Linked DNA regions of Homo sapiens: region 2 is linked to region 1. A link is an interaction called in ENCODE POLR2A ChIA-PET data of the cell type or tissue named here. Cell type or tissue: endothelial cell of umbilical vein. All regions are shown on one strand.

What was found. Peaks named below come from ENCODE experiments on the same cell type or tissue, not always from the same donor. Only the 100,000 strongest peaks of a DNase experiment are listed, where the experiment ranks them.
Region 2: POLR2A ChIA-PET joins it to region 1 with 7 read pairs; 2 of 35 experiments call an interaction of 5 or more read pairs at or near these places.

What each region holds. Positions count from the first base shown.
Region 1 is chr1:68,125,306-68,129,305 of GRCh38, reverse strand. It overlaps WLS (Wnt ligand secretion mediator), which reads left to right. Exons shown (of 12, transcript NM_024911.7): 12 at 2,971-3,946. The coding sequence ends at 3,080. All of the region lies in intron 8 of GNG12-AS1 (GNG12, DIRAS3 and WLS antisense RNA 1), which reads right to left. Among named protein-coding and RNA genes, the nearest start is that of MIR1262, 56 kb to the left of the region's middle. In endothelial cell of umbilical vein, no CTCF peak of the experiment used is centred here; no DNase peak of the experiment used is centred here.
Region 2 is chr1:67,688,052-67,692,051 of GRCh38, reverse strand. GADD45A (growth arrest and DNA damage inducible alpha) reads right to left here. Exons shown (of 4, transcript NM_001924.4): 4 at 3,718-4,000. Among named protein-coding and RNA genes, the nearest start is that of GADD45A, 4.9 kb to the right of the region's middle. RefSeq lists a silencer at 2,132-2,426. In endothelial cell of umbilical vein, no CTCF peak of the experiment used is centred here; a DNase peak (open chromatin) is centred at 2,061; H3K4me3 peaks cover 5 bases.

The DNA.
Region 1 (4,000 bases):
TCACCCAGGCTGGAGTGCAAGGGCACGATCTTGACTTAATGCAACCTCCGCCTTCCGGGTTCAAACCATTCTTCTGCCTGAGCCTACTGAGTAGCTGGGACTTACAGGCATGCGCCACCACACCCGGTTAATTTTTTTAATTTTAGTAGAGACAGGGTTTTGCCATGTTGACCAGGCTGGTTCAAACTCCTGACCTCAAGTGATCCGCCGCCGTCAGCCTCCCAAAGTGCCGGGATTACAGATGTGAGCCACCGCACCCGGCTGTATGCGGATATTTTTAGCTGTAATGCTGTGTGTGTGGACTTCATACCTCACTGGCAGTCTCACTGGCTGCTGGAAACTTGAATATTTAAGAAGAGGCAGCAGAACCCAAAAGTTGAGAGCCTGCATCCTGGCACCTATTTATTTGAATCCCACACACTATTTAGCAGCTTGGGCCTTGGGCAAGTTACTTAGCCTCTCTGTGCCTCAGTTTCTTCATCGGCAGAATGGGAGTGATGATAATAGTGCCTCTGAGGACTGCTATGAGAATTAAGTGCATTAATATTTGTACAGTATTTAGAACTGTGTCAGGCACGTGTTAAGCATTATGACATAGGTATCCATTTAAATAAAGAAGCCAAGGCAATTTTGGCTGTTTTTTCAAGTGATCTGTAGGATCATATGCATATTCTAAGATCTGCTAATTGGAGTCATATTTTAAGTTTAAAGAATTAACATCTTTGGTTCAAAGCCTGAGTAGAATTACTCTCTAGCATCTATTTCTAAGAAGTCCTCAGGGAAAGGGATTCCTTAGGTAAACGGTTATGAGTGCTAATGGGTCCACTGGGGTGGTCAGGACTCTTTGAAATTTTGATGACTCACACAGACATGCAGATCATGAAACTGGCTTTGAAGTTCTGATGGCTAGCCCAGATATGCAAATCCAGAAATAGCTTTGACTGAGAAATGTGAAGCTTAGACTGCTTGTGCTTGACTGAGGTGTGGACTAGATGTTGCAGCAGTGAGAATACAAGTTATTGGCCTGGGAGTAGTTGCTCACTGTACAAGTGGTGGTTCAGCTTGGCCCAAAGTAGCCCAGCTAAAGCCTCTCACCAGCCTTACTTGGCATCTATGCTCTGGCTTGAGGGCAGATGAATGTGGATGTGCTGGAGGCTGGACTGATGCCCCTTTAATGCCTTCTCTACCCATAGTCCTGTGGATTAGACCCTTGCCAAAACAGCCCCAAATGTCTTCAGCAGTCCTCTGCAGCAGCCAATGAGTCTGCTTCTGAGGCCAGGGAATCTCCTGGGTAGAGAGCTTACAGGGTGGCATTTAATAATAGGACTGATTTTGCTGTGCAGCCACAGAGAAATGGGTCTACGATGAGAAACTAATACTGCGTGGCACACGTGAAGGGAACCAGCCAAGCAGCCTGCTGGGCCAGTGGGTGGGAGTGACATCTGGGGTTCTAAGGCCACCAGATTCATTGATGCCTAGCAGTTCTTAAATTAGTGATAAGATTACTAGTCCTAAGGGTAGGGCCAAGGCTGCTTCTAAGTTATGGTATGGCATTTCAATGGAAAACAGCATTTAGTTACTTAATTCTATGCTTTAAATTAGAAAAACTTCAGTTCCAGAAAACTTATCATATGATATGTGCACAATATAAAAATCACTGACACAAGTTTAACTTTCTATTCCCCAGCACCCCTCTCCACAAACATGTGTGCACACGTGCACCCCCACACACAGTCAGACTGAGCGTGGTTGCGTTTTCCATTTTCCCTTTGTTGTTTATACATTCACTTGTCTTATGGCAGGTAGCAGAGTTTTCGAGGTTTAACTTAGAGAAAATTTTTTTCTCCTACTAATTTAGAAAAGTTCAAATTATTCCATTTTAGCAGAACACTGTCCACTGATAATGAGTTCAGAACACTTAGGACAATCCTGAGGGCAGAAGGAAATGCACAGCACGTTTCTGGCACTTCTTTTTTCCTGGAGAATAAAGCCCCTCATTGTTCCTAGATGTGTTAGACATGGCTCCTTCCCCAATCTATGGATAGATATAAGCAGGTCTTATTTGCTTTCACGTGACATAGATGCTTTGTAGTTTATTTTTTTATTTTTTTAGAGTCAAAGTCTTACTCTGTCACCCAGGCTGGAGTGAGTGGTGCAATCATAGCTCACTGCAGCCTAGAATTCCTGTGCTCCAGTGATCCTCCTGCCTCAGCCTCCTGAGTAGCTGAGGTTACAAGTGTGAGTTACTGCACGCAGGTAATTAAAACAAATTTTTTTTTTAGAGTCAGGGTCTCGCTCTGTTGCCAAGGCTGATCTTAAACTCCTGGCCACAAGCAGTCCTCCTACCCCTGCTTCTCGAGTAGCTGAGATTGCAGGCCTGAGCCACTGCACCTGGCTCCTATTTTGTAAATTATTCATAGCAAATGTGTTGGTGCCTGACTGACCCATCCGTTGGGAGGGGTGTTATGCTGGTTTAGCCCATCACATTGGTCTTGGCATCAGATGTTCCTTTGCCAGCTCTCTTGTGGGCCTGCTCCTCCACCCAGGACAATTACCTTGCCTACCTCCCAGCTTCCTCATCTGTAAGGCTGGCACGTTCATACTGCCTACTTCAGAGGGCTTCTGCGAGGATTAAAGAAGATCACTTACAAAGTGATTAGAATAGCGTCAGGCACAAAGTAAATGCTCATTAAATGTTAATGATTACTATGAATAATATCAGCAGTGAGCTGACTCACGTATCTTAATGACTGTCATCTAGGAGCCAAAAATGGTATTTTAAAAAGTTCTGCAAAGTCCAAGTGAACAGGTTTGGAGTTAGTCCTTGTTCTGAATGTTGTGTGCCCTAGGTGTCTCTGTGTGCTCAGAATGTCAAAGAGGGCTAGCATCAGGGCAGTTGTCCATGAGATGAACCCCAGCTTGCTTCTCCTTCCTCCTTGAATGCATCTAACACCGAAAACCCTGTTTCAGGCGATCTGGGTGTCCATAGTGGGGAAGAACTCCAGCTCACCACCACTATCACCCATGTGGACGGACCCACTGAGATCTACAAGTTGACCCGCAAGGAGGCCCAGGAGTAGGAGGCTGCAGCGCCCGGCTGGGACGGTCTCTCCATACCCCAGCCCCTCTAACTAGAGTGGGGAGCATGCCAGAGAGAGCTCAATGTACAAATGAATGCCTCATGGCTCTTAGCTGTGGTTTCTTGGACCAGCGGCATGGACATTTGTCAGTTTGCCTTCTGACGGTAGCTTTTGGAGGAAGATTCCTGCAGCCACTAATGCATTGTGTATGATAACAAAAACTCTGGTATGACACATTTTCTGTGATCATTGTTAATTAGTGACATAGTAACATCTGTAGCAGCTGGTTAGTAAACCTCATGTGGGGGTGGGGTGGGGGTGTATTCCTTGGGGGATGGTTTGGGCCGAATGGGGAGTGGAATATTTGACATTTTTCCTGTTTTAAATTCTAGGATAGATTTTAACATCCTTTGCGGTCCCAGTCCAAGGTAGGCTGGTGTCATAGTCTTCTCACTCCTAATCCATGACCACTGTTTTTTTCCTATTTATATCACCAGGTAGCCCACTGAGTTAATATTTAAGTTGTCAATAGATAAGTGTCCCTGTTTTGTGGCATAATATAACTGAATTTCATGAGAAGATTTATTCCACCAGGGGTATTTCAGCTTTGAAACCAAATCTGTGTATCTAATACTAACCAATCTGTTGGATGTGGGTTTTAAAAAATGTTTGCTAAACTACCCAAGTAAGATTTACTGTATTAAATGGCCTTCGGGTCTGAAAAGCTTTTTTAACTTCTTGCTTAAAATGCGTTTTATTTTGATAAGATACTTCAAATAGCCTCCAAAAGTGTAGATCCAATCATTTAAATAAACCTGTATGTATATGCATATGTGTACATGCATATCCCCTCCTGCTAAAACTCATACACATGCGTGCAGATTATTTTCCAGGTTGAACCTAGAGGTGGGGAGTTGATG
Region 2 (4,000 bases), 440 kb after region 1:
TGGTCTTGCCACTTACAGTATGATTCTGGGCAACTTAAGATCTCTGTGTGTCAGTATTTTCACCTTCAAAATGGGGCTAATAATAGTACCTACTCCCACAGGGTTGTTGAGAGTGCTAATGAGTTCCTGTTGATAAAATGCTTAGATCAGTGCTCAGGATGTAGTAAATCTTGTATGAGTGTTGCTGTCACCCAAAAGCTAGCTCCAAACATGCCTTCAGTGTGTACCTTCCTGAGCTATAGTTCCTCCTCCTGGAGTAAATGCCCTTCACATTCACCTGGCAGATCTCTTCATCTTTCAGGTCTCACTGAACCTGGCAAACATTCCCTGGCCCCAGGAACACTTAGGTCTTGAATATACCTCATTATCACTTGTCACCTAGTATTACAGGTATCAGGTATCCCTACTAAATTGTACATATCCTTAAAGGTGGCTGCTTTTTCACCTTTGTGGCCTTGGGACCTAACATAGTGCCAGGAAAATGATAGGCATTCAATAAGCAGCATGATTGAAATGAACAAGCTTATCTTTTTTTTAATGTGCTTAATGATTTCCTTATAGATTGTCAACTTAAGGAGAAATGCTCTAATAGGCTACATCTTTGTATTCTTCATAGCACCTAGCAAAATTATATTCAATATTCAATCAATCGATCACATTTTTGTGCTGTTTGCAAAATACGATGCTAGCTTATGAACAAAGAGTTTACAACCTTTTTCTCCATTCCATTCCTATATGCCTTCTGGAGATTTCTATCCTTTGAACTTCCAGAACAGTTCTCTGGGCCTTTCTTACGTTGCTGGTAATTTTCTGTTTTGTATTTATGTAGTGATACGAAGTCCTTGAGGCCAGAGTGTGTGTCTGATTTTTTTTTTTTTTTTTTTTGGTAGACTTCAATATAGCCAGCATAGTCCCTTGTCCACAGTAAGCACTCACTTAATATTTCTTGGTGGTTTTCATGAATACGACCTTTTCACAGAGGTTCTTATGTTTACCAAAGTATTGTTAAAAAGAAAAAAAGTATTCACTTCTTTGAGGGATACTTACTTGGTGTCAAATCATGCCACTGAGTTTTGTTCATTTGAAGAGAACTTATCTCCCAAATTTCAGTCTTTTACCACATATCAAAGAATAAAATTCTACCTATATAAATGAAAATTAAGCAATTATTTCACAAGGGCTCCAGTAAGGCATCTCAAAACATGCTTTGGAAATATTTCAATTGACAGTATACAAATAATTCTTTCCTAAAAAATGACCCTTTTTTCTTTATTTGGGAACTAAGGTATGTATTATAGGAGATTAGCTACTTTCATGGGTCCTTTCATTATAAAAGTTTAACTTACCAAGATCCTAGGTTAAGTGTGGAAAGGAGGAAGCAATGCTATTTATGACACTGAGGTGAAGTTGCCAGTGGAAAAATTAGGTATTTTCCACTTTTCAACATTCAATACACCTTAGGTAGATGAGGGGATTTCTGTTCTTGTTGTAACGTAGCTTGCAATAAGTACATTTAATGGTTTTTAAGGCAACGACTAAAGAATATTTGCATCAATTAGAGATAGAAGCCATCCAGGTAATTTTATATTTGTTTAAAATTAACTGTTTCATGATTGGGTTTTTCAATGCTGTGTTAACTTTATGTTATGCTCAATCAGGAAAGAAAAACAAGAGTTTAAAATTTTTGAAGAAACCAAATGGCATTACAGTAATTGTTGAGATTTTCCTCAAAACAATCTGAAGAATGTATAAGTACTATTACATATCTCTAAGCATTATGAATTTAGAATAAAGATCAAAAATTCTTTTTGAAAAACATAGTTATATAGATGTACATGTCATAACACAGATCTCTCTGATGCCTTAAGTTTTCCTATTGCTATCACCTGGGTTTTAGAAACAGCCACACTCCATTGAGCACCTATCATGTGCCAGGTAGTTTGTATTCATTATTTCTAATCATTCATTTATTCAATAAATATTAATTCAGCACCTACTGCTTGCTGGCACTTGTGTCCACTACTGGGCTACAATAATGAACCAGACATTACCTGCCTTGAGGGAGGTTGCAGAGTTGTAGGAGAGGCCACAAGTCTGCAAGATAGGTAATCTTATCTCCATTTTACATGAGTAAAACAGGATGAAGAAGGACTAATCAAGGCTAGCTGCTACTGTGCTCGTTCCACTAAGCAAACCAGCTTTATCCACTGTGTGTCTCCACTTTAATTCATTCATCTCTGCAAGAGGGTTCTTACCAAATCGTTGTGAAAAAGGGCTGAAAAAAACCTTACTTCAATGGGAAGGCAAAACACCTTGCTATTTAAAACTCACTGCTCTCAATCTTTTGGTAATGTAAGAAACAAATATTAAATACCAGTTATGTTTTGGAGTGGGCACTGGATTTTAAAAAGATACAAGAAGCCTAAATAAGCCTAAAAACCCACATTTCTAGCAGATGTAGAAAAAGTCACTTGTGAAAAGATACAAGAAGCCTAAACAAGGCCTAAAACCCCACAATTCTAGCAGATGTGGGAAAAGAGAGTCATTTGCAAGGTGAAGGGCTCATGGAGCTATGTATTCATAATATATGCAGAAACTTGGAGCTTTTTGTTGCTATTAGTGGGTTTTCCCTACCCTTTCTTCTGATTGTATGTAGTCATGACTAGGATGAAAGACAGATGGCAGGGGAGCCATAAGGGGGACGGTTTGAGAAATAGGATAAGAAAATTCCTGTGGACAAAAGCAAGGCTAGGCCTTGCCTCCATAAGCATTTTTGCTTTCTTTGGTCTATGCCTACAAGATTGTTGGAGTTAATTATCAAGTGACTGTTCTAACTAAAAATGATTGTTCTACTGAAGACTTTTCTTTTGCTTTTCTTCTCTGCCATCTATTCCATCTGATAGAATTTAAGCAGACCCCTCAGAACCATAGAAATGTTCAGCTGGAAAGCACAAAGCTTTAGGAAGAGACTAGGGGCAGCAAAAAACCTTGCCTGGCCACTTCCCTGTTTGCTCTGTAAAAATGGTTCTGCAAAATGCACAACCTTGGATTCTTAGTCACTTCCTAACTGGCCTTGTCACCTACAGCTGCTCATCCCAATAATCATCTTTCACAGACCCCGGTGTTACTTTCCTAGAACACTGATCATGCCACTTCCTTCAGGGGCTCCGCTATCTGCCTGAAGTTTACAGAAGGAAGCCCAAATGCATAAGGGTAACACAGAATGCCTTCACAGCCTGGGCCTAATCCCCACCTTCCTTTTCAGCCCCGCTGCTCCCTTATCTTTCTACACCAGAGGCACACACACAATCACTCTGTTTTTACTGACCTGGTTGTGGTCTTTCAGGCCTCCACACCTTTGCACAAACTAATGCAGCTGCTAGCAATATCCCTTTGCCCTCTGTAACTAGGGAAATAAAACTCACTAAGACCAACATAAAATGATCTCTCTTCAGTAAAAACTGGTAGGTAACTTTAGTCACTCTGTCCTCTCTGCCTCCTCAACATTTTGTGTATAATCTTATTACGGCGCTAATATCATTTATCTTTAATTATTCAAATTTTGCAAGCTGAATCTCTAACCATCCCTTTTTCCTGACAACTCCAACTCCTTTAAATCACCTGCTTTCTGATTATAGACCTGGTATACAGCAAAGCGTCAGTAAAATGTGTTTAATAAAGTACAAGTTAAAAGAAACAAGAGCACACAATAAGAAATGATGCAATTATTCATACCAGTTTATTGTAGGTATTGTGTTTCAAAAAATTTATAGCATAAATAACTTTTCATGTCATAAAATAACTTAGTAGAATTTATAATAAAACTTTGAGAATTTAATATCTCATCAAAATACAATAAAATATGGTTTTCAAATATGATTAACCCTTTCGGCTTTTCTTTTACTTGAGGGCATATAAACCAAAAATACCCAAACTATGGCTGCACACTTAAACTTTAACATATTTGGTTTATTTTAATGTAACTCAACCATTCTAAATT